Linked DNA regions of Homo sapiens: region 1 is linked to region 2. A link is a loop called in an ENCODE intact Hi-C map of the cell type or tissue named here. Cell type or tissue: endothelial cell of umbilical vein. All regions are shown on one strand. Links, peaks and the distances in the headings refer to the core of each region. The heading gives the core; the rest is flanking DNA.

Region 1 (16,398 bases), core at 5,170-10,169, 340 kb after region 2:
GTAGTGGTGACTACAGGCACGTGCCACCACAGCCAGCTAATGTTTGAATTTTTAGTAGAGATGGGTTTCACCATGTTGATCAGGCTGGTCTTGAACTCCTGACCTTGTGATCCACCCGTCTTGGCCTCCCGAAGTGCTGGGATTACAGGCGTGAGCCACTGTGCCCGGCCGCACCACGTTTTCTTTATCCGGTCTTCTGTTGATGGGCATTTAGGTTGATTCCATGTTTTTGCTGTGTGAATAGTGCTGCGATGAACATGTGTGCATGTGTCTTTATAGTTTGAATATAGTGTGAATATAGTATGAATATAGTGTGATATATATTCCTTTCTGTTTTGAGTTCTTTGAGAAATCGCCAAACTGCTTTCCACAATGGTTGAACTACTTTACACTCCCACCAGCAGTGTATGAATGTTCTTTTCTCCACAACCTCCCCAGCATCTGTTGTTTTTTGACTTTTTAATAATAGCCATTCTGACTGATGTGAGATGGCATTTCATTGTGGTTTTGATTTGCATTTCTCTAATGATTCCTGATGTTGAGCATTTTTTCATATGCTTGTTGTCCATGTGTATGTCTTCTTTTGAAAAGCATTTCTTCTCTGTGAGGATTAAAATGTGTAAGGTACTTAGTGTAGTGTCTCGACATCACAGACACTGCATAAATACGTGATTTTTATTGTTTTCATTGGAAATTTCCTCTTTTGTTGAATTGAAATCTTTCTTCCTGGAGCTAATTCCAATTAATCTTAGTTCTTACCTCTGAGGACCCCATAGAACAGGCTTTACGAAACACAGACTTTCAAATATTAATGAAATTATTATATAAGCTAAATACTCACTGCTCTTTCAGTCTTTTCTGACATTTTTTATCTTAATCCCCTCTATCTTCTTACTAGTGGTTATGGTGGTTCCCAAACCTGTCTGCCCTTGAGAATTGTCTGAGGAGACATTTTTATGTATGTATGTATTTATTTATTTATTTATTTTGAGACGGAGTCTTGCTCTTGCCCAGGCTGGAGTGCAGTGGCGCAATCTCGGCTCACTGCAAGCTCCGCCTCCCGGGTTCACGCCATTCTCCTCCCTCAGCCTCCTGAGTAGCTGGGACTACAGGCACTCGCCACCACGCCTGGCTAATTTTGTTTTGTATTTTTAGTAGAGACGGGGTTTCACCATGTTAGCCAGGATGGTCTCTATCTCCTGACCTCGTGATCTGCCTGCCTCGGCCTCGCAAAGTGCTGGGATTACAGGCGTGAACCACCTCGCCTGGCTGCCCTTTTTTTTTTTTTTTTTTTTTTTTTTTTTATTGAGACAAAGTCTCACTCTGTTGCCCAGGCTGGAATGCAGTGGCACGACCTCGGCTCACTGCATCCTTCATCTCCTGGGCTCAAGTGGTACTCCTGCCTCAGCCTCCCGAGTAGCTGGATTACAGGCATGTGCCACCACATCCAGCTAATTTTTGTATTTTTAGTAGAGATGGGGTTTCACCATGTTGGCCATACTGGTCTTGAACTCCCAACCTCAAGTGATCCGCCCGCATTGGCCTCCCAAAGTGCTGGGGTTATAGGCGTGAGCCACTGCTCCTGGCCGAGAACCTTTTATTAAGTACATATTCTTGAACTTATAGGTCTGGAATGGGGCTCAAGCACATACATTTTTAAAAAGCATCCCATTTGATTCAGGTATATGCAGTTTAGAACCTGCAGCTCTAACCTGTTGATAGATAAATCATTGGTGTTAGGAACAAGAGGCTGTGATTTGCTAAGCTGGTCCTGTAAAGCAGTTTCTCAACTTCTGTACTCTTGACATTTTGGGCCAGATAATTATTTTGTTGAGGCAAGCTTTTCTGTGTGCACTGTGAGATGTTTAGTAGCATCCTGAGCCTTCACTTACTAGATGCCAGTAGCACCTCCCTGTTCCACACTCTCAAGCTGTGACAAGCAAAACTTATTCAGAGGTTGCCAAATGACCCTTGGCAGAGAACCACTGCCATAAAGGATGGAGAATTCATAGTTCTAATAGTTGGAGAATAGTTCAAAATATCTCTCAATGTACTTCCTTCTCTTACTATTCTCTTGCATAGGTACTACAAGTGACCAATCACAAAATTTGTGGCTGGTACTTTAAAATCAAGTATATTTCAGTTTTTCTAATTTTCTGTTACATAGTAGATTGCACGTGGTCCTGTAATCCACCATTAGTCCTAAAACACTGCTAGTCTTTTTTTTTTTGAGACGGAGTCTTGCTCTGTTGTCCAGGCTGGAGTGCAGTGATGTGGTCTCGGCTCACTGCAGTCTCTGCCTCCCGGGTTCAAGTGATTTTCCTGCCTCAGCCTCATGAGTAGCTGGGATTACAGGCACGTGCCACCACACCGGCTAATTTTTGTATTTTTAGTAGAGACGGGGTTTCACCATGTTGGCCAGGCTGGTCTCGAACTCCTGACCTCAGGTGATCCACCCGCCTCGGCCTCCCAAAGTGCTGGGATTAAGGCGTGAACCGCCATGCCTGGTCAATACTGCTAGTCTTTTAAAACCTTCTTGTTCATAGCGTTAATAGTCATAACAACCTGATACATGCTCCAGTAGCAGGGAAAGAATCCTCCATTTAGGTATTCCATTGCGTGCTCATTTTAGTATTCTGTTACTGATATTTATCCTTCTTTGTATATACCAACCTTCCTCCACCCCCCTCTCCAAACCATACAGACACTAGTCTAGAGGAAGAATATGCTCAAGAATACCAGCACCCAGTGGACACATGAGCTGTTATATGTCTAACTAGGTTCCTACTCAACTCTGTCTTGCAGTGAGAGCTTACAAGAAAATTGTAGAATTGAGACACCTCCTGGAAATTGCCGAGAGCAACTATAAACACTTGGGAGGCATAACAGAAGAAGATTTAAAGCAGAAGAAAGAACAGCTTGAGTCTGAAAAGTAATGTCCTTAAAACTTTAATGATTTGTTTTTAAATACCTCTCTAAATGCCATGTGAGGGTTTGTTGATCAGCAACTTTTACTTTCATCTTGCCAAAGGGTGTTAGGTTCCATCCTGTTTTTCTCCTAAGCCCTTAGATGACAAAGGAGTTAAAATTTTTAAATAATTGTGATAAAATACACATAAAATTTACCATCTTAACCATTTTTTAAGTATACGGTTCAGTAGTGTTAAGTACATTCCCATCGTTGTGCAACCAATCTCCAGAACTCTCATCTTGCAAAACTGACATTCTAACATAGTCTCTGAACATTTTCATCAGGCTACACTGCCCATTCATAAATCTGAGACTAGGTCTTGTGTTCACTGATTATAGTACCCAACAGAGAATGCTCTTGCATCTAGAGGCAGTGAGCAAGTGCATGGTTGTCTCTGCCTTTCACTTCCTGTACCCTAAATTGGCTCTCTGGACAATGGGTACCTCTCTAATAGCAGTTGGCTCTCTATATCTGTGGGCTCCACATCATGGATGCAACCAAACTTGGATAGATAATAATCAGGAAAAAGAAATAGGATGGTTGTGTCTGTGTTGAACATTTGTAGACTTTTTTCCTTTGTTATTATTCCATAAATAATATGCTACAACAACTTATTGTATACTACTATAATAAGTAATCTAGAGATGATTCAAATTATACAGGAGAATGCATATAGATTATATGCAGATACGTATGTACTATACCATTTTAATGTAAGGGACTTAGCATCCGTGGGTTTTGGTGTCTGGAGCTTCCTGGAACCAGTTCCTCTTTGATACTGAGAGACTACTGTAGTTAATAGCTGCTGGGATAGAGGATGCCTCGAGCTTCTTTCATCCTACTGTCTCTCTGCTTGTCTGTCTATCTGCTTTCCAGAATGGACAGGGAGCAGAGAGAGACAGGAGAGGGAACTTTGGATTTAATCAAACATGGGTCCAGAAAGAGAACCACACATGGATTCCCTTCTTTGTCCTCTGCTTTTCCTGCCTTTTCCTTTGGTCGTGTCTTGTTCCGTCACACTCTTAGAACTGCCTGTTTCCCTTTCCTCCACCTGTTTCCAAATCTAGTTCTGAAAGAGGTCTGCTAACTGTATTCAGAGTAACATCTAAATCTTTGATAAGGATTAATGTGGTTAAGCTGACATTTGGCTCTAGTTTAAAAGAAAGAAAATAAAAAATAATATAAGGATTAATGTGTCATTCTTCCATGGATGGATACTTGGGAATTTAAACAGATGGCAAAACATTAGGCCAAAATACTCTTTTTTCTGTTTTTTTCCCTGCTACCCTATTAACTGAAACTACCTCTTGATGTGATTTTAGACACCAGGAAGCTGTGGCAGACTGATTTTTTTGTTTTTGTTTTAAATCAGGAGCTTTCTTGGTATCTCACAAATCATATCATATAGGTGGCTGTCCACTGCCTCTATACTGTTTGAAGTGTTTTGAGATGTAGATTTTTTTTTTTTTAGTGTTAGCCTTGGTCTAAGAGCCTAGCTGAAAGTTCTTAGATTCCTTGTAGTCTAGAAAAGTACCTCATGGTGGAAAAATTATTTCCTACTAATGACTTTTTTTTTTGTATTTTTAGTAGAGATAGGGTTACACCGTGTTGGCCAGGCTGGCCTCAAATTCCTGGCCTCAAGTGATCCACCTGCCTCCGCCTCCCAAAGTGCTGGGGTTACAGACGTGAGCCACCGCGCCTGGCCTCCCTTTTATTCTTTAAATGATTCTATCACATTGGCTTCTGTTTTTCTTGTACTTCATCAGGCATCCTTCTACTTTAGGGCCTTTGCACTTGTTCCTTTTGTCTGGAATGCTTTTCCTCTAATGTCTACAGGGTTATCTCTCTTATTTCCTTCAGGGCTTGGCTTAGAAGCCCCCTTCTCAATAAAGCCTTCCCTAGCCACTGTGTATGAAATGTTAAGCCCCTCTTCCACAACATTTTATACTACTCTTTCCTGCTTTATTTTTGTTTTCTCCTTTAGCACTTATTACCTTCCAACATACCATATATTTTACTTATTTATTTTCCTTGTTGTCTGCATATCTCTATTACTAAAGTAAGGTCCAGGAAGGCAGATTTTGGGCCTTTTGTTCACCACTGTATCCCCAATACCTAGGTCAGTGCTCATTCTTAGTAGACCCTTAATACATATTTGTTGAATAAATGATTTCTTTGTTTTATTTGCCTTAAATACAATGTATGAATGCTTTCCACTACTAAAAGTAATTATTAGTTGACATTGATGATTGATTTTTAAAAAATTTTGTTTTTGATAGGACCATCAAAGAACTGCAGGGCCAGCTGGAGTATGAACGACTACGTAGAGAAAAATTAGAATGTCAGCTTGATGAATATCGAGCAGAAGTTGATCAACTCAGGGAAACACTGGAAAAAATTCAAGTCCCAAACTTTGTGGCTATGGTTGGTGTCCTTTTTAATACATTTATTTTTCTCAAGAAGTATATACAAGAGTGGCCAAGAGTACAAGCTTTGGGCTGGGGCTCTTTGGACTTGAATCCTGGCTATAGTCTTTTTTGATTTGGGCTACTCATTTAACCTTTTTGTGCCTCAACTATAAACTGGAGATGATAACTTATACTTTCTAGAGCTGATGACAGGATTAAAGGAATACACACACACACACACACACACACACACACACACACACACTCTATATGTAACTATAACTTTCTAGATACATACACACATCTGTCTATCTATCTTCAAACAGCAGCCTAGTTCATAAGTATTATTGTTAACATTGTACCATAGAAGGAGAAAATGTTTTCATAAGTAATCAATCAGAATTCTAAGACAGCTAGAGGATATGTATATTTTAATATTCTAAATAACCAAAATAAAGTGCTTTGAATGGAATCCATATTTTCTTTCCATAGGGAAGTTTCTTCATCAATCATCATGGATGAATTAATTCTGTTTGAGGCTTGTGTCACCTCAAATCTGATCTATTAATATTATAGAATCTTCCTGGCTTCTTTTTATTTTGCACAAACTAGTCATTGGTCTCTTTAATAACCACTTTAAAAATATTAAAATAATAAAACATGTTTGTTGTATAGTGTTAAAAACAAGATAGATGTTCCTTCTGACACTAAGTTCCACTCTCCAGAGGAAGCTATTGTTAACAATTTAGTACATACCATATTAGACAAAATTCTATTTATCTGCAAACATGTATGTGTATTTCTATGCATATGCAAATATAACCACTTCCTCAGTTTCTCTGGGTTTTGGTGTCTCACCAGTGGTTGATTTTCCAAGAAATATAATTAACTATAATAATTAATCTATTCTCTTCATTTTGCAACCCTCTTCTTGTACGATCTTTAGCACATGGGGAAAATTTAGTATCAGAGAGGCCAGCTGTACAGTCATGTGTTGGTTAGAGGGCTAGAGGACACAGCACCATTTATAACTCACTGCTTCCAATCAAATCTGTTACCCCTCCACCTTGTGGCAGGGACTCTGTGACTCCCAGTCTCCTCAAAAGTAGAAAGGTAAGTTGTAAGTTGTTGTTCTTCGTTTTTTCTTTTTTTGGACAGGGTGTTGCTCTTGTCACCCATACTTCAATGCAGTGGTGCCATCATAGGGCACTGTAGCCTCGAACTCCCTAGGTTCAAGTGATCCTCTTGCCTCAGCCTCCCAAGTAGCTGGGACTGTAGGCATGCACCAACACACCTGGCCAATTAGTTTTTTTGTTTGTTTGTTTGTTTGTTTTGTAAGGACGGGATCTTGCTTTGTTGCCAAGGCTAAGTTGTTGTTCTTCAGCTGCCTAGGTGGGACAATCTTTTGGGGTGGTCACGCAAGCTGCACATTTTCTTTTGAGCCATTCCAAACTGTCTACTTTAGGAATGTTTCTGTCTTTTAGCTATTTAGAAATTCTCTTTGCTTACTCAGAAGCATCTGTTCTCAGGTTGGATCTGGTTTCATACTTCACAGTTTTGCTTCCCTAAAACTTCACTCTACCAACAATGTGTAGGCTTTCAGGAGAGCTGTCTCAAGGTCCCTGTGCTCAGAGTTCATTTTTTTTTGCATTCTTGCTTTAGGTTATACCTAATTTTTGTAAATAAGCAAATGTCACTGAGCTTTCATGGCAGCTGCAACTCTGGCACTGCTTATTTTCACTTGCAAAAGCTTGAATCTCAATTTCCTCATCTTTAAAATGAGGAATAATAATACCTACCTCATGGAATTGTATTGATGTTAAATGGAATATTGTGTAGAAATCCTGAATTTGGTTTCTAGCACGCAGAGGTATTCACTATATAGTAGTAGTCATTGTATTATTTACTCCCTTTCTTTTTTTCCATTTTCTATATTACAGATGAGTTGACATGGTCAGTGGATAAATAAATGTGTAGAGCCACATGCAGCTAAGGATAGGAAGAATTTATCTGGGAGTCTAATTATATGTAATGTATAAGTAAAATGAACTTTTCGTTCAGGATTATAAATACGGAATCCTCAAGAAGCTCTGACTAAGTCTTTCTCCTGCCACCTTCTGGTCAGGACCTATGATTGCATACTACTGTACCTTAAGATCCTCGGCCCCCAACATAATCTGCAATAGTATAATTTTTACTGAGAAAAAAAATTATTCGAATAGTTTCCTAGGATAGTTTGACATATATAAAGCACTTAAATGGTTTTTTGATAACAGCTGTTTTTATAGCACTTTCTCAGATATTATCTCATTTTAGTCTGCATCAACCCTATGAGGAGGTAGAATGATATATATATTTTTGATCCCATGTTATAAATGAGAGGGCAGAGGCTCAGAGAAGTTGAGAGTCTTGTTAGAGCATACAGCTAGTGTAAGGCAGGAGCAAACTCAGAATCTCTGTCTCCACATTATATTTTTCTAATACTTCTGTGGAAATGACTATCAAATCCATACTTAAGTACTGTGTCCCCACTAGGGATCCCCACCTGTATTTCCCACTGCTCGTCAACTGGACATTTCCACCCGAAATTCCTGGTGGTGCTTGAATTAAAAAAAAATGTCCAGAACCAAGCTCAATATCAAGACCAGATTCTCTCCCCTATCTCTGCATTTAAATTAATGGCATCACTATTTTCTCAACTACCCAGTCTTGGACTCTTAATGATTAGCCATGTTTTCTCCTTTAGATCATACAAAAAGCGAGTCCATCCTGTAGGTAGGAACATGTTCTCTACTTTCACTGCTTCCCTAGTTTAGGTTTCTATATCTTTCTATCTGAACTACTGTGATAGAATTTTGGTATTTACTCCTTCCCTATCCAAATCCATTTGACTCACAGTGGTCAGCTTGATTTTCTTGTCACTCCTTGGATTGAAAATCTTCCTTACCTGAATAAGTACTGATTCTTCAGTTTGACATTCAGCCTTAACCTACCTCACCAACTTTATTTTTGTCTGTTCTCCTATATATATATTAATAGCTTATTTTTTCTTAAGCTACCCTATGCTTTCCCATCATTAAGCCTTTGTTCAATTTGTCCATATACCTTGAAAACTGCCTGTTGACTCTGTAAAATCCCCTAGGAGCCATCTCATTTATCACCCCTTTCCTAGTCTCCCTGGTCACACGTGATCTCTCCTTCTATCAAGCACCTTGTACTGGTCTGAGGGCTTCTCGTCATCTGTATCACAGCATGATTGGGCACTTACTTTACCCGCAGTACTGAAAATCTAAGTTTTATAAGATCACTTAACTTATGTTAATAACATCATCTTAGTCATCATTAACAACAGGTTTTGAGTATGTTGGGCTTAGTGTTAAGACTTTATATTCAGCAGATACCATCTTCATTTTATAAATGAAGAAATCAACTCTCAGATAAAATAAACAATTTATAAAGTTACAAAGCTTGTTAGATGGCTAGCCATGATTTCAACCTGTCTAGCCCCAAGTCTATGCTTTTAACACCACTTGTTACTGCTATTATAAACCCCTCACATTCCCTCTTTCTGTGCTTTTAAGAACATTTATTTTGAAAATTTTTCTTTGAAAACTTTTGATGATAGCTTTTTAATTTTAGTAAATTAATTTAGTAAATTAATTTTAGGGTTAATTTACTTATGAAAACTTAAAAATTGGTAAGAATTTTGTTAAAATGTTACACTATAAGTTCAAACATATATTTCAAGATATGTCTTAAATTGGAAGTTGAGATGATAAAATATAACGTAGGATATCTTCATGACCTTGGGGTAGGAAAAAAATGTGTAGACTGGACTTCATTAAAATAAGACTTCAGTTCATCAAAGATTATATGAACAGACTTGAAAAGGCAAGCCAAAGTGTAGAAAAACATATTTCCTTTCTTTCTCTCTGCTTTTCTTTCTTCTCTCCTATCTGAAAAAGAAGTTGTATCTAGAATATATAAATCAACGTGAAAAAGACAGTCCAGTAAAAAAACTGGGCAAGACTTGTGTAGGCATTTCACAAAAGAAGATATCCAAGTGGCCAATAAACATGAAATTGTGCTCAAAATCACTGGTTATCAGAAATGTAAATTAAAACCCAAACAAGATACCAATATATACCCATCAGAATGGCAAAAATTGAAACAGACGTTACCAAATGCTGGTGAGGATGTGGAACAACTGGAGATTTTATACACCAGTGGTGGCAGTGTAAATTGGCTACCACTTTGGAAAATTAATTCCTAGTGGAATTAGTACATGTTTCTTTGTGTACACAGATGGACACCAAAAATATATAATGTTCTTGTCAGCATTATTACATATATCTCTCAAACTAGAATCATCTAAAAATTCCCTCAACAGTAAGAATCAATACATTTTGCTATATTCATACAATGGAATATTATATAGCAATGAAAATGTGTGAATTGCTACTCTACACATCACCACGAATGAATTTCACAAACACTATGCTGACTAAAAGGAAACAATATGAAAGAACACATACCGTGTGATTACATGTAGTCCACAAATCAGTAAGATAAATCAAGTCAGTAGTGCCTAGGAAGGGGCAAATGGAGGCTTCTGGGATACTGGTAATGTCTAATCTCTTTATCTCAGTCATGGTCACAGGGGTGTGTTCACTTTGTAAAAATTCATCAAGCTGTACCTTTTTTTTTCTTTGTGCTCTTTGGTATATATATTGTACTTAAAACATTAAATTTAAACTAATATTTTAAGTATAATATATATTTAGATATATACTTAATACATATACTTAAATATAATGTAATAGCTTTGGCAGAGCTGTCTGTCCAGAGAGAGAGTTATGTAGCACTGAACTCATAGCTTCTGTCTCCAGAACCAGTATTATTCAGGAAGTCCTTGATCTACAGCTTTGGGCCATGTTTGCTAATCAAGAGTGACTGACCGGGAACCGGTAATATTCCATGGTTACCTTCCATGTTTCACTTAACCTTATTTTCTACCTACAAAGGTCTGGAACAAGGTTGAACTTTGATGTGGTCTCTGCTGGGCTTCTCTCTGACCTATGACATCCTAGCTTATGTACCTAGAGTGGCCCATGGAGCAATATGAGGACTTCAGTGAGTTTATCCATGTTCAACTCTTAGCTTGGGGAAGTTCTAAAAGTTTGTGATTTCCCTTTCTTTCTCTTTGTTTATACCCTACTTTTTTGGGGGAGAAGGGTTAGTTTTGACACTGTTAAGAAGAGTCTGTACTGGTAAGCAAGAAGGTGGAATTCTCTTATAGTTTCATATGCTGTCTAGAATTTCTCAGAGTGCATAGGCTTTTTGAAAAATAAGAATTCCATATATCCCAGCAGTAATTTGTAGATCCATAAACTCTTTCAACAGTTTTATATGTAGAATTTTAATCTGTTCGACAAACCTGTTCTTTCAGGGCAAAAAAATACATACATTTTCCCCACAAGGATTTTTGTCTAATTTTGTTGTAGTAATAGACTGCATTTACATTTAGAATTGCTTTTGGTGCCTAAGCATTATGATTCATGTATTTAGTATCTTAATATACAGTTCTATTGAGTTTAGGAGAAAACATGTATTGGGGAGAAATATATTTCTTGGCTATGATGTAAGATAAAGAAACGAGTAATCTTGGTGAAAAATGTTCTCCAAATGCAGAAACTTTTAGAATTGGGAGATTTGGAACCTTCAGTGAACACTTATGGAAGGCCTGTTGAATGCCAAGCACATATTTTCTTTTGAAGTTGTATTTTAAGACTTGGTTTGATAGAACAAGTTACATATTTGGTGTTAGGAGGGACTTTGGAAAATTTGGAATCCTCTTCTAATACATAAAAGGTAAAGAAAAATAAGTATTGCTGTCTTTGGAAGTCTTTAATTAATTTTTTTGAGACACTATCTCACTCTGTGCCCAGGCTGGCATTCAGGGTCATGATCTTGGCTCACTGCAACCTCCAGTTCCCAGGCTCAAGCAATCCTCCAGCCTCAGCCTCGTGAGTAGCTGGGACTACAGGCATGAGCCACCATGCCCAGCTAAATTTTTTTGTATTTTTTTGTAGAGAGAGGGGATTGTTGTCCAGGTTGGTCTCAAACTCCTGAGCTCAAAGTGATCTGCCCACCACAGCCTCCTAAAGTGCTGGGATTACAGATGTGAGCCACCATACCCTGCCTGTTTCTGGAAGTCATAACTCTATTAAAGCACTAGGAAATTGGCTACATCTGACAAGTAGCCACCTCTTCCCCCTAAATTTTCTATATTCTTTTTCTAGTTCCATCTAGTTGGATTAGGTTAAACTCCTGCCCCACCTGAGTGTTTTTCTTTTTTCTTTTCTTTTTTTTTTTTTTGAGACAGGGTCTTGCTCTGTAGCACAAGCTGGAGTGCAGTGGCGCAGTCTTGGCTCACTGCAGCCTCTGTCTCCTGGGTTCAAGCGATTCTCCTGCCTCAGCCTCCTGAGTAGCTGGGATTACAAGTGTGCAGGACAAGCCCAGCTAATTTTTGTATTTTTAGCGGAGATAGGGTTGGCCAGGCTAGTCTTGAACTCCTGACCTCAAGTGATCTGCCTGCCTTGGCCTCCCAAAGTGCTGGGATTATAGGCGTGAGCCACCGCACCTGGCCTCATCTTTAAAATACTGGTAATGCTACTTACTACACTTGATTTTGTATGTATAGTATGAAGAACAGTTGTATCATATGCTAAGTCCCAATCAAAGGTTTGTTATTTTTCTTCAGACTAGCCGCTAAACTTTTTTTCAAGAGACCATCTGTATTACCCTATGCCCACAAACACCTGGCCACTGTAAGAGAAAGCTAGAAGTTTATCCTACTCTCAAGTTTGCAGCTGAGGGATATGGGAGGGACCAGATGCATGGTTGTTTTTCCAGGCGGTGTTGGATAATGGCAGCTTACTTACGTGTTCACACACTATTGAGTTAAACTAACTGGACTCATTAGAAAAGGTGTGGGCAGGAACACCTTGGAGAACTAACTCCAGCCATGGGCTCTCCCCAGGGATATGCACCTTTTGCTGTTCTTGGAGCCTCTGTGTTCGGAGCTGGCTTGCCTAACTAGATGCAGAGCATGTTTGATTAGAAGAATTACTCAAAGATGATTAATATCTAGTGACCATCCATTGTGTTTCTAGCCCTGCTTGCTCCTTCCCATGGTATTTATTGATTTTTCTGTGCTGGGTCTTAAGAATACCAAGATGGATAAGAAATATTTAGAAACAGTGAGACCAGGAGACCAGGCAAAGTGCAAAATGAGACTAGAGCAGTAGAGGGATGCAGTACAAAAACAAAAGAGGGAAGCGGGGAAGCTAGGGAATGATTCGCAGCACTATGGGACTGGCAAAAGAATCCAGAAGATGACATACTAACACTTGCAGTTACCAATATGTTGTTAAATATTAGTGTCTGGGGATCTGTTAGGTAGAGATAAAACTTAATGAGATAAGACGGAAAATTGGCTATATCTGACAAGTAGCCACTTCTTACCCACTAAATTTTCTATATTCTTTCTCTAGTTCTTAAGGTGCCTCCTAGTGATATGATTCAGCACAATATAATGCACTGTTACTTCACATTTGGGAATTTATTCACATAAAATCCTAAAAGAAATTTAATCAGAGTTGAAAATACTAGCATGGTTAATTTTTTTTTCTTTTGAACAGGCAATGTAGAAAGACGAAAATGTGTGCTAGCATGAAAATTGTATTTGACCCTCTTTTCCTTTGCTTATAGGAAGACAGCGCTTCTTGTGAGTCAAACAAAGAGAAGAGGCGAGTAAAAAAAAAGGTTTCTTCTGGAGGGGTGTTTGTGAGAAGGTACTAATCAGTGAAATAACTAAATTGACCTGCTAGATTTTTCTCTTTCATTAAAAAAATTGATATAAATGTGAGTCTATACAAACTATCTCAGAATTACTCTGATATGCTTCTGTTCCAATTCTGATGGCAGAAATGTTATATTAAAGAGATTTAGAGATTTTTTAAATGACACGGACTCAGTTGTGCACCTTCTCCCGATATTCTTCTTATATATCTCTACACAGGCAAGTCAAGAGATTTATGAGTAATTAATTTTACAAGTATTCACATAAGCTTTAAAATATTAGCTGGTATAGTAATCAAAAGAAATCTAGTTCTAGATATTAAAAATTATTAAAAATTCAATTATGGTTCCACAATAGAATTATATTTCTTTCACTTTCTAGAGAGTACCTTTCACTTCTAGTGTGGATATGTTTAAAAAAATTTTTTTTCAAATGGCGTAACTGCAAGCTTTTTAAGAATATAGAGAAGAGGCAGATTGGACAGGATAAGAAACACTTGGCTTTATTTTTTCCTCTTTTTCTCCTTGATCTTAAAGATTAGTAGTGCTTGGCCAACTAAAAAACAACTATGGCTTTTCAGTTCAGTTCTGACTTCAATTCCCTCTTTTTTCCTACCCCCCTCTCTTTTCTCTTCTCTTCCCTCCATGAGCTAGCAAAGATTTATAACTCTTGGGTCCAGCTGTGTAGCTCTTGTCTCCCCCTGAAGATCTGTCACTGGTTTTGGGCTTCCCTGGCAGCAGCCATCTCACCATTCCATAGACTGCCCACCCTTTGGACCCTTGCATATACTTCATGTGGACGCTAAAGTCATTTTGACATGGTATCATCAGAACTAGTTTGCTGTGACAAGAGTGCATTTGATTGCTGAAACCAGTTCAGCAGGTTAAGGGTCTGTAAACAAGTGTTAAAAAATGAACTTTGGCTTCCAAGGTTAATCCCAGCTCTGCATTGTTGTGTAATCCTAGGCACAACTACTTAATCTCTTTATATAAAATATACCTACCTCATATGGCTGTCATTGGGAGAATTAAGAGGTAGTAGAGGACTTGGAACAGATCTTATACAAAGTGCCCAATAAATGTTGACAACTGTTATTACTATAGATTGAAAGCCACAGAAGAACTAAAAATAGTGAATATAAGGGTTATTAAAAGGATAGGTGAGTCATTTTTTAACACTTGCTTACGGACCCTTAGCCAGCTGAACTGGTTTCAGCAATCAAATGCACTCTTGTCAGGGCAAACTAGTTCTGATACTAGGTCAAAATGGCTTTAGTGTCCATGTGAGATAGATGCAAGGGTCCAGAGGGTGGGAAGTCTGGGGTATGGTGAGAGGGCTCCTGCCAGGGAAGCCCAAAACCAGCGACAGATCTTCAGGGGGAGACAGGAGCCACAGAGCTGGCTCCAAGAGAGTCATAATTCTTTGCTAGCTGGAGGGAAAGGAAGAGAAAATAGAGGCAAGTAGGAAAAAAGAGGGAATTGAAGTCAGAACTGAACTGAAAGCCATAGTTGTTTTTTGGTCAGCAAAGCACATTTATTGGGCACTTTGTGTGAGATTTGTGCCAAGCCCTTAACTATCTCTTAATTCTCACAAGAGCCATATAAAGTAGGTATATTTTATAGAGAAAGTAGTTGTGCCGAGGATTATATAATGCTGATCTGGGATTCCAACCTTGGCAGCAAAAGTCTGCATTCTCTTAACCATTACTGGGATTTCAAAACCATTTATCTTCCCTTCTGGGACTACAGACAGCCTTACTTTTCCCCTCTAACTTGATGCTAAAGTTAATCCCAACCCTGGAAATAGTTTGTTGTACTTGCTCCAGTTTTCTCTAATTTCTTCCTGTACCAGTGAGGTAGAAAACACCAGAATAGTGTTGTAATAAAAGCATACACACCCTGTGGCAGAGGTTCCCTGGTTGTCCTCCAAAATCCATTCTCCCTTCTTCTGTAGTGGGAAGGATTTATGTGGTCTGTGGCCGCGCAGGATAAGAACTAACTTCCCAGCTTGCCTTTGCAGCCAAGAGACCAAGTTGTGTTCAGAAGGATGTGAGCAAAAATGTTACGTAAAACCTTAGGGTCATGGCTATAATGCCACCTCTTGCTCTTTTCTTCTTCTGGAATGTGGATGTGGTGGTGAGTCAGCCACTGGACCTTGTGAATGAGGGCAACACCAGGATGGCAGAGCAGTAAAATAAGGAGCAAGGGCCCTGACACCATGGAGCTGACATATTAGCCCTAGAATGCTTACATTGGACTGTAAGAGAGAAATAAACCTAATCTTATTTAAGCCACTGCTATTCTGGATCTTGTTACAGCAGCTAAATTAAAATTATAATACAATTCCCAAATTGTGTATATTTATTCATAAATCATATACCTATATTATTGACACATTTAGGTTAATGAAACAAAAAAAAAAGGTTATTAAAGAGATTTAAGTTATTTTGTTCCTATGACTTAGTAGATTGTCCATCTCATGAGAAAGAGTACTCAGGTTGAACCCTACTAGTATATTGAGTGACAGCATGAGAGGGTGAGATTTGGAGTTAAAGACTTGAGTCCCTGTGACTTACTTGCTGGGGGACTGTGGACAAGTTACTTCACTTGGCTAAACTTGTTTCTTCAGCTGTAAAATGAGGATACCATCTACCTAAGAGGAGAGCTGTGAAAATAGGTGAGCACATATATGTTATTTAGCATATTTGCCCTCATATAGTCAATGATAGCTATTTTTTTTCAAAATAGCAATCAGTAGTTTCAGTGATAATGACTACAGCCTTTCCCACTGCCCTTTTTTTAAATATTAAAAAATACTTAAAAAATAAACAAGTGTTACATATCCAAATTCTTCAAGTTTGACAACATTATAAGCTTTTAATTGTTTTTCCAATAGGTGAGGGTTTTTCCTGACTCTTGCCAAGTCCTTACATACTCTTGCCTGGCCTATTTTGTCACCAAAGCAGTATGGATAGGCAGGTTAGGATCTACACTGTGGCTATAAACATGGTGAAAGTAGCTAATCCTTGTGGAGGCTTCTTACCACTCATAGAAAATGCCTAAAAGGTGTATTACGCTCACTCAGTATGAATGCAGTATTTTCAGCATACCCATAATTAAATATTTAAAATATTAAAAAGTTTGGATTAAGGTCAA
Region 2 (16,398 bases), core at 897-5,896:
TTTGAGTTACTGGTTAGTGAGTAGTACCATTTACTGAGATGTGACCTTCTCCATCCCTGTAATAAATGTCTCATAAATGATATCAATGGAAAAACTGTATCGTACTAAGATTTTCCTGGTTCATGTTTTTAAAGCATTTTTCATCAGTATTTCTCCTTTCACTGAAGATTTTGTCTCTTTGTTTTTTTGCTTACTTAATTTTCACTCTCCTGCCTGCCTCTCTTACTTTTCTAGAATTTTCGTGTCAATGTTACTAAATTATTTTTTAGGGACTTATTATGACTGCCTTTAGAAAAATTAAACAAGTATGTGCCATTGGAGGAGACCATTAGACAGTGTTAAGAAAACAATTCAAAACAGCCACCCTTCCCATAGCTGAGGCCTCTTGGCCTGTAAAATATGAAACAGAAAATTGGAGAATTACAAGGTGACAAAGATTTTCATGCAAGGCAAGAAGGGTTTGGAGAGGAACGAAGAAAGGGAGAAAAATTAGTCATACTTTCTTTTCTTTATGCCATTAGAAGTGGAACTAGTTTTTTAAAGGAGTAATTTCATCCTTTGGGCACAGTCTTGAAGCAAATACACATAGTTTCTTTCAAGTGTGAAGCTTGAGCAAAGAGAGTAATGGACTAGAAAGACTGGTAAGCTACTCATCAGAAGGCATGAGTTCCAGACCTGATTAACTTCTCTGAGTGGATCAGATAATGTTGCAAAAGCACTTTGCAAACTGTAAAGCAGTCAAATGAACTCAAACTGGATTATGAACTTTAAGATAGGATTCACATCTTATACTTTTATGTTCTCTTCAGCCCCATCCCCAGATGCCAGTTTACACTAAATACTTAATTGAACTTTTTCTCTAGGATCTAACATAGAATAAGAATTAGTTTAGATTTTCTAATCTAACCCAGTTTTTCTAGATCTTCTAGTCTAGCCGGAAGAAGAAAAAAAGATGTGTTGGTATGTGCATGTATGGGCACGGTTTTTCATAAATGATTAAGTTGCCTTCTGAGAACTTGATTATGAGGTAGTTAAGCTGAAAGATCACCAAATAATGGATTAGAGTAAAGAATTGCAAAATCATCCAAATGAGACTAAGATGCTGTCAGGCCTTGGGGATTTAACTATAACCATGTTTATCACAAGTGTTACACACCATGAGATAGTCTCAATGACTAGGCTACTGGTTTTCAAGTGTGGGCAATTTGGCCATTACCTGGGAACTTAAAATGCAGATTCTCAGGCCCTTATCCCAGACTTACTGAATCAAACTCTGGAGTTGGAGCCCAGCAATCTGTTTTATCAAGCCTTCTGGGTGATTTTGATATATGATAAAGTTTGAGAAATACTTGTCTAGTATGAAAATGGGATGCAGAGGTTGTAATCAATGAGTTTATATATCTGGTACCACTGACAAAACCATCTCTAGAATGAAAAATGCATCAGGCATTAGCTTGATTCCATTAAATAGTTGATTCACCAAACAGCTCTTCTTCAAGCAACTTTCTGTTTATAATTTTAGTATAATATGAGGTTATACCAAATATACAAATATGGGCTTCTGATATGTCCCTTCCCTGTGATGGTAATTTTTCGTGGTAAATTAGTAGAACATCTTTGGATTACAGTTCAGCTCCCCATATGGCTTGTCTAAAAGGAGAGAAAGCAAGTATTCCAGAATATCCCATGGTAAATTAGATATGTACTATAGTGTGTCCACATGGACCCCACATATTTTAATAAGCATAAGTCTATTGGAGCCTTCATTCCTGGACATTGACCTAGGTAATCCCTGGTATGTGCCCTTTGAAAAATCAAAGGCCAACTGAGGCCTTAATTAGTTCTGCCCCAACACTTACACTTTTGTCCCTCTTTCTACCCTCATTTCTACTTTTATGTGTGAGAGATTTAAAGAAAGCAAGATTTTCTTTGTATATTATTGCTAATGTCCCTATCCAGCATTTTTATAGTATTTATTGATTTTTTTCTAATTATAAAAGCAATACACTTAGATTGTATTTATTGATTTTTTCTAATTATAAAAGCAATACACTTAGAAAATATCTTAAATATATAAAGAAAATAAAAATCGCCCTTAACACTACCACCCTGAGAAAATACTTTTTAAAAATAAGATTATATACTTTCCTAACTATCCTCTTCTCTTTCCCCATTCCTCCCATCAAAAACTAAATTAGTCCCCCTGTTATATTTTCTCATGGCACTATGCATTTCCAAAATAGAATTTGCCAGAATTGCAGTTAAATTTTTTGTGTGATTATTTTAATGTCTGTCTCTTACACTAGACTGTAAGTCTAGTGACTAGGTAGGGACCTTGTCTGTTTGTCCATCAATCACACTATCCCCACCTAGCATTTAGCAGCTGCACAACTAATAACTGATGAATAAATAAATATGTTCGCATATTAAATTGGGATATGGTTTGCTGTGATGGAGCTGAAAGAAATGTAATACTATATCATCATCCTTCCCAATAAATGTGAAAAGAAAGATAAACTGCAAAAGATACCACATATGAAATTGTTCCCAAGTGTATCATCATATCTTCCTAATTTTAGTATTTACTTATTCCTGATGTTTCATTCAATTATTCATCAGACATGCATCCACTATACTGCAAGTCAAGCAGTAGAGAGAGACAGAGAAATAAAACAAAGTATAAAAACACCCCCAGAGCCTAGGTAAATAAATAAATAAATACAAAAATAAACTAGGTGGCAAGTATGAAGGAAATATTATGAAAACACCAAAGGAAATTAATTAACAGTAACTGTCTGAAACGATCTTATTCTATTATTGTCCAACAGACAATAAATGGGAAGCCTTTTTGCCATTTTCTGGGGTTCACCAGGTGAAATACAAATAGTAAAAATACTAATGATCCCTTTCATTACAGTTCTCAAATTTGCTGTTTTTATAGATTTTTAGACTTACTTATTTGATCCACTAGAGGGCAGTAAACCCTTAAATAAAGACAATGTAACCAACCTTCCTTTAAAAGTATAGTAATAAGTGCTGGCACAATTAATTTAGAAATGAACCCAAAATTTCCTGCTTATTTAAGTTTTTCATTTATTAGTGAGTTGTCTGCCCAATTAGCAATTTTTTTTAGGACAGACAGTATCTTATTTTCACTTAGCCCAGTGTACGAGTCATGTTACAAGTTTATTACATTTCCTAAAGTTTGAATAACAATTGTGTAAAGAACATGATTTGATGAATGCCCATATTGTTGTGGTACAGTATAAAATTCTGTTTTAGAGCCCTAAAGAAAATAGTCTCTGCTCACAATATGAACAGAAGTAAAAAAATTAGAAGTGAGGATAAGATGTAAGTAATGATTAAAATAAGTATGAAATAAGGTACTATATATGAAACTAGGCTGTGTACTTCGTATACAAATAGAAGATAATTTTATGATTTGGTAAAATTGTGTTTTATATTTAACGCTATGTGACAAAATTGTGGCTTGGGAAGAGGAAATGCAAATCATGAAGATTAATATCTGAAGTTCAGATTGACAATTTCTGAGCTTGGCACTGAAGATATAAACAGATAGTCCTTCTACGATCTTACTTTGAGTCCAGGAAAAACAAGCCATATTGAACAGATAAATTTAATATAATGTGGCATGTGATGAATTAAAGAGTAATTTAACTTCTGGGAAAACGTCCTAGAAAAGAAGACTTCTAAGAAGGATCTTAAAGAATAATAAGCATTACCAAGAGAATGAAAGCATTTTAGAGAGAAGAATGGAAAAAAGCAAAGGCATAGAAATGTGAAACATATTGTGGGGGTGGGGAAGCAAGGAACACAACTCAGATTGTTTCTCTTGGCATAAATTACTAGCACATAAAGAGCAAAAAGAAAGTTAAGAGAATAGGCATTAGGGAGAATAAAACCAAATAGACAATACACTACAATAGACAAAACAAATGGTAGGACTACAGAGGTACAATAGTATATGGTGTAGAAAAAAAGAAAAGCCATTCCCTTTGTTAATAAAGAAAGACTTTTTAGGGGAACTTCAAATGAAATAGGAAGAAAATTCTGGTTATCGTATGGCGTCTGCCTACTCTGTTGTAAAAATTTTCTTGAATTGCAAAATTCTGCTTATAGTTCTTCATTCATGCAATAAATTTTGTTTTGAGACTAGTCTTTGTTGCCCAGGCTGGAGTGCAGTGGCGCAATACCGCGCACTGCAGCCTCAATCTCCCAGACTCAAGTGACCTTCCCACCTCAGCCTCCTGAGTAGCTGGAACTACAAGCATGCACCACCATGCCCAGCTAATATTTTTTATTATTTGTAGAGATGAGTTCTTGCTGTGTTGCCCATGCTGGTCTCAAACTGGTGGGCTCAAGCAATCCTCCCACCTTGGCCTCCCAAAGTGCTGGGATTATAGGCCTGATCCACCACACCTGGCCCCATTCAATAAATATTTATTGTGAACTTACTGTGTACTGAGCACTGTTCTAAGCACTGGGGTTACAGTAGAGAACAGGGTGGACTAGGTCCCCGTCTTTATGAAACTTAGGCTAGTGATGGGTAGATGAACAAAAATAAGTAAGCAAAGACATACATAGGATGACTATCCAGCAGGGTTAGTACCATGAAGGATAAAACAGGTGATGCCATAGAAACTAAGAGGAAGGAGGATTCTACTTGAGCTAAAGTGGGGCTCTCTGAAGGGATAACATTAGAGTTACAGATTGAAGGACAATAAAGAACCGACTATTCCAAGACCTAAGGGAAGAATATCGTAGCCAAAGAGAATAGTAAGCACAAAAGCCTGAGAAGGGAAATCGTTTGGTGTGCTTGAGGAGCAGAAAGAAGGCCAGCATGGCTTGAAATACAGTGATTGAGGAGGAGAGTGGTACAAAGTGAGGTCAGGGATTGGCAAGATCTACATGACCCAGGGCTGCACAGACCATTGTGAGATATTGAGGCTTCATTCTAAATAGCAGGATTTTAAGCAGGTAAGAGACAGCATGTTCAGGAGTGAGCTTTATGCTCTTTTAGCTCCCCTAACTCACAGGTAGATGTACCTCCATACTAAACCCTACACTAAATTGGATTTTAGAATGTGGAGGACAATGCCTTTGTTGACATAACATCATTTGTTATGTTAACTAAAAGTTATAGGAGGCCTTTGTTTTGGACTAAGCTCCTGCACTAGGCCCCAGTGGACCAGACTAAAAATCAAAATAGAGTCATTTATACTTAAAGTTCCACCTCACCAAATCAAAACTACATTGTTATCTGACCTTCCTAGAACTCAGAAGAGAGAAATAACCAAATTTCCCACATGTGCCAGTTTCAATTGTCATAACAACGAACTTCGCTCTGCCTTTGATGCTTACAACAAAAAGTAGCCTTATGTTAACCAGTTATTCCTGTATTTTTCTGTTCCTCTGTTCCCACTTTAGGAGGAAAGTAACTTTGAAATGACCAAGCTGCTTTTTGTTCTTTGTTTCTACTTTCTTTAGCCCTTCTCTTTCTGTAAAACTGAACTTCTCTGCTCAGCCCCTTGGGTCACTTACTCTATTTTATGGAATAAAGTATTTCCCGATTCTAGAATTGTTACAGGAAAGTAGTCCCAATTCAGACCCCCAGAGAGGCTTCTTTGATCTCGCACAAGAAAGAATTCAGGGCAAGTCCATAAAGTGAGAGCAAGTTTATTAGGGAAGTAAAGGAATAAAAGACATAGAACAGCCCCGAGGGCTGCTGGCTGCCCATTTTTATGGTTATTTCTTGATGATGTGCTAAACAAGGGGTGGATTATTTGTGCCTCCCCCTTTTAGACCATATAGGGTAACTTCCTGACGTTGCCATGGCATTTGTAAACTGTCATGGCGCTGGTGGCAGTGTAGCAGTGAGGACAACCAGAGGTCACTCTCATCACCATCTTAGTTTTGGTGGGTTTTAGCAGGCTTCTTTACTGCAACCTGTTTTATCAGCGAGGCCTTTATAACCTGTATTTTGTGCCGACCTCATATCTTATCCTATGACTTAGAATGCCTTAACCGTCTGGGAATTCAGCCCAGTATGTCTCAGCTTCATTTTACCCAGCCTCTAGACAAGATGGAGTTGCTTTTTTATTCAAACACATCTGACAGAATCATAAATAAAGCCAATTAAGATCTTTCACAAAATTGTTGTAATTTTGTCTTTTGACAGTTGCAATGGCAAGGAATTTGAGGTTTTAGCACTTACAATGGCAATTTTCTTTGACCCTTCTTTCTGCCTTTCCTTTGTATCCTGTATTACCTACCCTACCATGTCCTTTGAGATTGCCATGTAGCCTAAGGTGACAACCAAATCTAGGAATACATAATCGGCTTTGGCAGAACCTTACTAATGTATATATAAGAGTCCCAACAAGGATAGCAAAAAATTAGGATTAGCGTTCTCTTTTCTGTGCTCCCTTCAGTAATACAGATTAGTGATTTATTTAAATTATTTATCTTTCATCTGTAAATTTCCATCTTATTACCTTGAGTGGCAAGATTTTATTTTTATAGAAATGTTATTTTGATTGACTATCAGAATTAGTATCACTTTAACATCTCCCTTCCATAGTCACCACATTTCTATGTTTGTCATCATCTTTAGAGTACTATACCGAAAAGATTTTATTATTTTAAAACCAGTGACCTCCACTTTGTCAGTTTGCTGATGCCAGTGTCAAAAACAGCATCACCCATTTCAGAATTGAAAGTTTTTGCCATGTGTTTAAAAATGAAAGTTTCTTAATACAGCTTTATCTCAAACAGTTACAAAGACCTTTGTTGTAAGGCATGTATTTTATGTTATATGTTTTATGTTATGCTAATCCATTTAAAAAATTAGTAAACAAACCAACCTTTTTTTTTTTTTTTTTTTGAGACAGAGTTTCACTCTGTGGCCCAGGCTGGAGTGCAGTGGCATGATCTCGGCTCACTGCAACCTCCGCCTCCCAGGTTCAAGCAATTCTGCCTCAGTATCCTGAGTAGCTGGGATTACAGGTGCACACCAGGCTAATTTTGTATATTTTTGATAGAGATGGGGTTTCACCATTTTGGTGAGACTGATCTCAAACTCTTGACCTCAGATGATGTGCCTACCTCGGCCTCCCAAAGTGCTGGGATTATAGGCGTGAGCTACCACACCCTGCCACAGATCAAGCTTTTAATTTTTTCTCTCTCTCTCTCTTTTTTTTTTTTTTTTTTTTTTTTTTTGAGAACAAGTCTCACTCTTTCACCCAGGCTGGAGTGCAGTGCCATGAATACAGCTCACTTCAGTCTTTACCTCCTGGGCTCAGGTGATCCTCCCACCTCAGCCTCCCAAGTAGCTGGGACCACAAGCTCATACTACCACGCCTGACTAATTTTTTTTGTTTTTTGGAGAGATGAGGTCTCACCGTGTTGCCCAGGCTGAATTTTTAAAAAGAAAGTATAAAGAGGAGAACATTGCTACAGGCATACCTTGGAGATATTGTGGGTTGTGTTTCTGACCACTGCAATAAAGCAAATATTGCAGTAAAGCAAGTCACACAAATTTTTTGGTTTCCCAGTGCATATATTAATAAAATGTTTACACTATACTGTAGTCTAAGTATGCAATAGCATTATGTCTAAAAAATACATCTTAATTAAAAAACACTTTATTATTAAAAAATGTTAATGATCATCTGAGCCTTCAATGAGTCATAATTTTTTGTGGTGGAGGGTCTTGCCTCAGTGTTGATGGTTGCTGACTGCTTGGGGTGGTGGTTGCTGAAGGTTGGGGTTGCAGTGGCAATTTCTTAAAATAAGACAACATTGAAGTTTGCTGCATTGATTATTCCTTTCACAAAAGATTTTTCTGTACCATGTAATGCTGTTTGATAGCGTTTTACTCACAGTAGAACTTCTTTCAGAATTGGAGTCAATCTTCTCAAACCCTGCCACTGCTTATCAACTAAGCTTATGGAATATTCTAAATTCTTTGTTGTAATTTCAACAATGTTCACAGCATCCTCACCAGGAGTAGATTCCGTATCAAGAAACTACTCTCTTTGTTTATCCATAAAAAGCAACTCGTCATAAGTTCATGCCTTATCATGAGATTGCAGCAATTGAGTCACATCTTCAGGCTCCACTTTTTAATTCTAGATCTCTTGCTATTCCACCACATCTGCAGTCACTTCCTCCACTGAAGGCTTGAACCCCTCAAAGTCATCCATGAGGACTGGAATCAGCTTCTTCCAAACTCCAATTAGTGTGGATATTTTGACTTCCTCCCATAAATCATGAATGTTCTTATTAGCTTCTAGCATGGTGAAACCTTTTCAGAAGATTTTCAACTTACTTTGCCCAGATCCATCAGAATAAGCATTATCTATGGCAGCTATGGCCTTAGGAAATGTGTTTCTGAAATAATAAGACTTGAAAGTCAAAGTGACTCATTGATCCATGAGTAGAGAATGGATGTGTTAACAGGTATGAAAACAATATCAATCTCCTTGTGCATCTCATCAGAGCTCTTGGGTGACCAGGTGCGTTGTCAATGAGCATTAATATGTTGAAAGGAATCTTTTTTTCTGAGCAGTAGGTCTCAACAGTGGGCTTAAAATATTCAGTAAATCATGCCATAAACAGATGTGCTGTCATCCAGGCTTTCTTCTTCCATTTCTAGAGCACAAGCAGAGTAGATTCAGCATAATCCTTAAGGGCCACAGGATTTTTGGAATGGCAAATGAGCACTGGTGTCAGTATCAAGACACCAGCTGCATTCACCCCTAACAAGAGAGTTAGCCTGTTCTTTGAAGCCTTGAAGCCAGGCACTGACTTCTCTAGCTATGAAAGTCCTAGATGTCATTTTCCTCCCATATAAGTCTGTTGTGTCTACATTTAAAATCTGTTGTTTAGTGTAGCCACCATCATCAACTAGTTAAGATCTACTTATCTTAACTAGATCTTTTGGATAACTTTCTGCAGCTTCTACATCAGCGCTTGCTGCTTTACCTTGCAGCAAGTTATGTTTTATGTTTTGGAGGTGGCTTCTTTTCCTAAACTTCAAGAACCAGCCTCTGCTAGCTTCAAGCATTTTTTTCTGCAGCTTCCTCAACTCTCTCAGCCTTCATAGAATTGAAGAGCATTAGGGTATTACTCTGGATTAGGCTTCGATTTAAGGGAATGTTGTGGCTCGTTTGATCTTCTATCCAGACCACTAAAATTTTCTCCATATCAACAAAAAGGCTGTTTTACATTCTTACTTATGTGTTCACTGGAGTAGCACTTTTAATTTCCTTCAATAACATTTCCTTTACATTCACAACTTGGCTATTTAGCACAAGAAACCTAACTTTTGGTCTGTCTCGGCTATCAACATGCTTTCCTCACTAACCTTAATTTTTGTTTCTGTCTTTTATTTTAAAGTGAGAGATATGTGACTCTTCCTTTCACCTGAACACCTAGAGGTCATTGTAGGGTTAATAACTGGCCTAATTTCAATATTGTTGTGTCTCAGAATAGGGAGACCCAACAAGAGGGAGAGAGATGGTGGGGCAGTCAGACACACATTTATAGATTAAATTCATCTTATATAGGTACAGTTTGTGGCACCCCAAAACAATTACAATAGTAACATCAAACATCACTGATCACAAGTCACCATCAGATATAATAAAAATGAAAACTTTTGAAATATTGTGAGAATTACCAAAATGTGAGATGGAAGGTGAGCACATGCCACTGAAAAAGTGGACTTGCTTGAGACAGGGTTGCTATAAACCTTCAATTTGTAAAAAAAATGTAATATCTGTGAAGCATAATAAAGTGAAGCATAATAAAATGAGGTGTGTCTGTATTTTATTATTTGACTTCTCTGATTTTGTTTATTTGGAGATAGGGTCTTGCTCTGTCACCCAGGCTGGAGTGCCATGGCATCATCATAGCTCACTATGGCCTTGATCCTCCTGCCTTAGCCTCCCAAGCAGCTGGTATTACAGGTACGTGCCACCACACTCAGCTAATTCTCTTATATTTTTGTAGAGACAGTGTCTCCCTGTGTTTCCCAGGCTGGTCTTGAACTCCTGGGCTCAAGCAATCCCCCCACCTCAGTCTCTGAAAGTGCTGAGATTACAGACATAAGCCACCACACTTGGCCTTCCTGATGTGTTTTATACAAGGATATTAAAACACTTTGAGCTATCATTTGACATGTAACATTTTGCTTTTTCTGTTTACAAAATCTGAAGTCTTTTTTTTCTCTTCAAGATGTATCAAATGAGCACACTGAAATCTAATAAAGTGATATTTCAGCTAAAAAAGAACAATTTCCACCAATTTAGGTTCTTTAAAAGATTCATGTAAGTTCATGTACACATTGAATATACCTTATCTGAAATGTTTGGGTCCAGAAGTCTTGTGAATTTTGGATTTTTGAATATTTGCACATAATTAATGAGATGCAGGAATGGGACCCAAGTCTAAACATAAAATTTGTTTATGTTTTATATACATCTTATACACATAGTCTGAAGGTAATTTTATACAATACTTTTTTTTTTCTTTTTTAGATGGAGTTTTGCTCTTGTTGCCCAGGCTGAAGTGCCATGGTGCAATCTCGGCTCACTGCAACCTCCGCATCCTAGGTTCAAGCAATTCTCCTGCCGCAGCCTCCTGAGTAGCTGGGATTACAGGCACCCCCCACCATGCTCAGCTACTTTTTGTATTTAGTGGAGATGGGGTTTCACCATGTTGGCCAGGCTGGTCTCAAACTCCCTACCTCAGGTGATCCGCCTGCCTCGGCCTCCCAAAGTGCTGGGATTACAGGCATGAGCCACCACGCCCGGCCACAATACTTTTAATAATTTAGTGCATGAAACAAAGTTTGTGTTAAGTACTTATGTGTGGAATTTTGATTTGTGCCATCATGGTGGCACTCAAAACATTTCAGATTTTGGGTTTTGGACTTTCAGATTCAAGATGCTCAACCGGTAGTTTCCTTTGTATTGATGGCAGACACAAGTTGTGTATCTTCTTGTAAAGGTGTGAAGAAGCTAAATGACATCTTTCCTGAATTACTGGGATAGAGCATTTATTAAGAAACAGGATACAAGAATTTTCTTAAACTACTCTGTTTTAAATGTGATTTTCTTCCTATTAATATTTTAAGGAGAAAAAGAATTAATTTTCCAATACATTGATACCACCTTCACTTTGAAAGTGAAACAAATGACATCTATTAGCTTTGCAGTAGAGGTTAAGTGGTTTTCCTAAGAAAAGAATATGCACTGCAATGAAAGATTTGCCAGTCATCCCAATGGCTATTTTGTTTTGCAGACCACGGTGTGAACACATGAACAGAAGACGAAAATTTCTTCTAGCCTCAGTACTTGCTCTCCAGAATTCAAGTTTTATATATCCATCATGTCAGAAGTGCTTCTCTAGGATAATCCTGGTCTCCAAAAGGTAAAAGTAAAGTCTGTAAGTGTGAGAGAGGAAATACAAATGCACACTGTAGATTTCCTATGGCTCAAGGGCAAGGACCAGATTTACCAAACAAGGACATTAGATTCTCTCAGGGGTTGGTTCTTCTGTAAATCCCAGAACAGATTTCACTGCTAATCCTCTATTACTAGAGAAAAGTTTTAAGTTACTGTCAAGTCCTTTGCTAAATACTTGCCTCATTGAAGAAAAATAACTTCTCAGAGAGTAAGTTCCAATACTGGGTACAAAACTTAGCCCATTTCTGGGATATCCCTGGGAATAATATAGGAGACTTGTGTTTATTCTTTGTTTATTTTTGCATGATCAGTAGAATAGTTGTTAATATAAATAAATAAATTCCTTGAGACCAGGGACTATGTTATAGTAATTTCTATCCTTTAGCAACTAGAAAGGTGTTTGGCGTATAATTCTTTATCATGGTGCTCAGATGCAAGCCAACTATACCTGAGAGCCTAAGGTCTTCCTCTGATCTTTATAGAGTAGAAACGAGAGGTTAGGTTTGAAGTTTCTCCAGAACACTGTCTCTCTGCATCGAAGAGAGGACAAGAATACCTAGTAAGTAACTAGAACTATGTAAGAAAGAGTAGTGTGCCAGCAATATTCTTAACTAGTCTTTTTGTCTAGTTAGCATTGAATGGGGAGGCAGAAAAGGATTGGCAGTTCTAACTCATATCTAGACTCTAAGTAATCCTTGAAGTAGTTATCACACTGTTCCTTTATTAAGCCACTCTCTCAAGCACTCATTTGTTAGCTCTAAGAGAAAGACCCTGTTTGTGTTATTCATCATTAAATCCTTGGCTAGGGCTTAGTTCATAGAAAGTGTTCAACAAATGTTGGTTAAATGAATGAATAAGTGATAGCATGATAGTGTTTAGATTGTCTTAGGTTCACCCCTTTTCAGGTTCTTGCCTGTCATCTGAAACAACTAAAACCCATGGGCTATTTGCCTTTCATCAAAATCTGTACTTAGAAGCAGTGTGGTATACAGTCCTTACTTAATGTTGTTGGATTCTTAGACACCGCAACTTTACGCAAAATGATGTATAATGAAACAAATTTTTTTCTCATCAACGTTATAATGATGTTGTTTGAGAATCTGCTATAAGTAGTTTTGCTTAAAGTCACAGTATCCAAGAACCTATCACTAACATTAAATGAGGACTTACTGTAATGGAACAATTTCAAGCTTCAGAGAACACAACAGAGTTTCATGTAGGCTCTGGCTCTCATTAACTATGTGACCTAGGGCAAGATAGTTAACTTCTGTGAGTCTAATTACTCATTTGTAAGGTGGGATCATGGTACCCACAATATGGGATCATTGTAAAGTTAGAGATAATGCACAGAAATGTTCTAGTAGAATACATAACATATATTAGGATTTCCAAAGTGGTAGCTATTATTATTATAATCTATTATAAGTATACTTTACCTTATTGCAGTATGTTATCATGATTAAAAGCATAATTCTCTGGAGCTGACTGCCTGGATTCAAATTGCAACCCTGCCATTATAGCTGTGTGGCCTTGGGCAAGTCACTTTAATTATCTGAGCCTCAAAATGGGGAAAGTAATATCTGCCTAATAAGGTTCTTGTAAGGATCAAATAGGTTAATATACATAACATGCCTAGAACATTGTCTGATACATTATCAGTAATATATAGATATAAAATATTTTTAAAACTCTTTCTTTCCAGTCATTTATTTTAAAGATAATCTGCAACAAAAATTTAGGTTGAACAATAATGCCATTGTTACTTATTTAGACGGGTAATACCAGTAGATAACATTAGTGAGTGTTTGCTGTACAGTAGGCACTGTGCTAGGAACTTTGTGGGCATTATATCTTTTAATACAATAGCCCTATGAAGTGAATGCTATTGTTAATGCCAACCTTTAAAGGAGACAACTGAAGCTTGGGAAAGTTAAGTAACTTACCGCAAATCATCACACAGCCAGCTAGTTAGGGGCAGAAACATATTCAAGCCTAAACAATCTGAATTCTGTCTACCTTCATAGTCACCATATTACTTCCAAATTAGCAGCGAAGTTTGTATTCAGAATGACATCTTCCCCTCTCTTTCTTAGAACTTAAAGTGACCTCGGAAAGGACTTGTGACTGGACCCTTTTGGAATATAAAACCCATGGCACATAGTCCTTGCCTATGGAAACATAGTCCATGGAAATATAACCTGTTTTCTGCATATACTACATTGACACAAAAATTTTTTAAAACTATTTCCATAATTTCTGGTGCTTACCTTTTTTTCCCATAGGTTATTGGGGTACAGGTGGTATTTGGCTACATGAGTAAGTTCTTCAGTGGTGCTTTGTGAGATTTTGCTGCACCCATCACCCGAGCAGTATACACTGCACCCTATTTGTAGTCTTTTATCTCTCACCCCCTCCCACCCTTCCCCCCAAGTCCCCAAAGTCCATTGTATCATTCTTATGCTTTTGCATCCTCATAGCTTAGCTCCCACATATCACTGAGAACATATGGTGTTTGATTTTCCATTCCTGAGTTACTTCACTTAGAATAACAGTCTCCAGTCTCATCCAGGAGACTGCAATGCCATTAATTCATTCCTTTTTATGGCTGAGTAGTAGTTCATCGTGTATATATACCACAGTTTCTTTATCCACTCATTGATTGATGGACATTTGGGTTGGTTCCACGATTTTGCAATTGTGAACTGGGCTGCTATAAACATGAGTGTGCAAGTATCTTTTGCATATAATGACTTATTTTCCTCTGAGTAGATACCCAGCAGTGGGATTGCTGGATCAAATAGTAGTTCTACTTTTAGTTCTTTAAGGAATCTCCACACTGTTTTCCATAGTGGCTGTACTAGTTCACATTTCTACCAGCAATGTAGAAGTGTTCTCTGATTGCTGCATCCACACCAACATCTACTGGTTTTTGATTTTTTGATTATGGCCATTCTTGCAGGAAGAAGGTAGTATCGCATTGTGATTTTGATTTGTATTTCCCTGGTCATTAGTGATGTTGAGCATTTTTTCATGTGTTTTCTTGGCCATTTGAGAATTGTCTATTTATGTCCTTAGCCTACTGTTTGATGGGATTGCTTGTTTTTTTCTTACTGATTTGTTTGAGTTCGTTGTAGATTCTGGATGTTAGTCCTTTGTCAGATGTATAGATTGTGAAGATTTTCTTCCACTCTGTGGGTTGTCTGTTCACTCTGCTGACTGTTCTTTGGCCATGCAAAAGCTCTTTAGTTTAATTAAGTCCCAGCTATTTGTTTTTATTGCATTTGCTTTTGGGTACGCCAATGTCTAGAAGGGTTTTTCCAATGTTATCTTCTAGAATTTTTATAGTTTCAGGTCTTAGATTTAAGTCCTTAATCCATCTTGAGTTGCTTTTATATAAGATTCATTCTCCTACATGTGGCTAGCCAATGATCCCAGCACCATTTGTTGAAAAGGGTGTCCTTTCCCCACTATTGTTCACTTTGTCAAAGATCAGTTGGCTGTAAGTATTTGAGTTTATTTCTGGGTTCTCTATTCTGTTCCATTGGCCTATGTGCCTATTTTTATACCAGTACCATGGTGTTTTGGTGACGATGGCCTTATAGTACAGTTTGAAATCAGGTAATGCGATGCCTCCAGGTTTGTTCTTTTTGCTTAGTCTTGCTTTGGCTGTGCAGGCCATGTTTTGGTTCCATATGCATTTTAAAATTGTTTTTTCTAATTCTGTGAAGAATGATGGTGGTAGGGATTGCACTGAATTTGTAGATTGCTTTTGGCAGCATGGTCATTTTCACAATATTGATTCTACCTATCCACGAGCATGGGATGTGTTTCCATTCATTGTGTTGTCTATGATTTCTTTCAGCAATGTTTTGTAGTTTTTCTTGTAGAGGTCTTTTGCCTCCTTGGTTAGGTATCTTCCTAAATTTGTTTTTTTTGTGTGGTTTTTTTTTGTGTGTGTGTTTTTGTAGCTGTTGTAAAAGGAGTTAAATTCTTGATTTGACTCTCCACTTGGTTGCTGTTAGTGTATAGAAGAGCTACTGATTTGTGTACATTAATCTTGTATCCAGAAACTTGGCTGAATTCTTTTATCAGTTCTAGCAGCTTTCTGGAGGAGTCTTTAGGGTTTTCGAGGTAAACAATCATATTGTCAGCAAACAGTGACAGTTTGACTTCCTCTTTACTGATTTAGATGCCCTTTCTTTCTTTCTCTTGTCTGATTGCATTGTCTAGGACTTCCAGTAGTATGTTGAAGAAGAATGGTGAGAGTGGGCATCCTTGTCTTGTTCCAATTCTCAGAGGGAATGCTTTCAACTTTTCTCCATTCATTGTTATGTTGGCTGTGGGTTTGTCATAGATGGCTTTTATTACATTGAGGTATGTCCCTTGTATGCCACTTTCGCTGAGAGTTTTAATCATAAATGGATGCTGGATTTTGTTGAATGTTTTTTCTGCATCCATTGAGATGATCATGTGATTTTTGGTTTTAAAATTCTGTTTATGTGGTATATCACACTTATTGACTTATGTATGTTAAACTGTCCCTACATCCCTGGTATGAAACCCACTTAATCATGGTGGATTATCTTTTTGATATGTTGTTGGATTCAGTTAGCTAGTATTTTGTTAAGGATTTTAGCATCTATGTTCATCAAGGATATCGGGCAGTAGTTTTCTTTTTTGCTTATGTCCTTTCCTGATTTGGGTATTAGGGTGATGTCGCCTTCATAGAATGAATTAGGGAGGGTTCCCTCTTTATCTCATAGAATAGCGTCAGAAGGATTGGTACCAATTCTTCTTTGAATGTCTGGTAGAATTCTGCTGTGAATCCATCTGGTCCCAGACTTTTTTTCGTTGGTTTTTTTTGAGACGGAGTCTCACTCTGTCGCCCAGGCTGGAGTGCAGTGGC

Evidence for each region. Hi-C counts contacts between places; a loop is a spot of excess contacts. Peaks named below come from ENCODE experiments on the same cell type or tissue, not always from the same donor. Only the 100,000 strongest peaks of a DNase experiment are listed, where the experiment ranks them.
Region 1: it touches region 2 in a loop (11-fold over the local background); 90 of 110 quality-filtered maps call a loop at or near these places.

The regions. Positions count from the first base shown.
Region 1 is chr11:83,242,693-83,259,090 of GRCh38, forward strand. It overlaps ANKRD42 (ankyrin repeat domain 42), which reads left to right. Exons shown (of 11, transcript NM_001300975.2): 10 at 2,806-2,932; 11 at 5,251-6,279. The coding sequence ends at 5,512. It overlaps CCDC90B (coiled-coil domain containing 90B), which reads right to left. Exons shown (of 9, transcript NM_021825.5): 9 at 16,389-16,398. Among named protein-coding and RNA genes, the nearest start is that of CCDC90B-AS1, 35 kb to the right of the region's middle. RefSeq lists a silencer at 15,215-15,509. In endothelial cell of umbilical vein, for the core only: a CTCF peak has its summit at 7,502 (motif pointing left); a DNase peak (open chromatin) is centred at 7,499.
Region 2 is chr11:82,903,395-82,919,792 of GRCh38, forward strand. It overlaps DDIAS (DNA damage induced apoptosis suppressor), which reads left to right. Exons shown (of 6, transcript NM_145018.4): 2 at 9,893-9,992; 3 at 11,329-11,457. The coding sequence starts at 11,345. Among named protein-coding and RNA genes, the nearest start is that of DDIAS, 9.9 kb to the left of the region's middle. In endothelial cell of umbilical vein, for the core only: a CTCF peak has its summit at 2,995 (motif pointing right); DNase peaks (open chromatin) are centred at 3,127 and 3,727.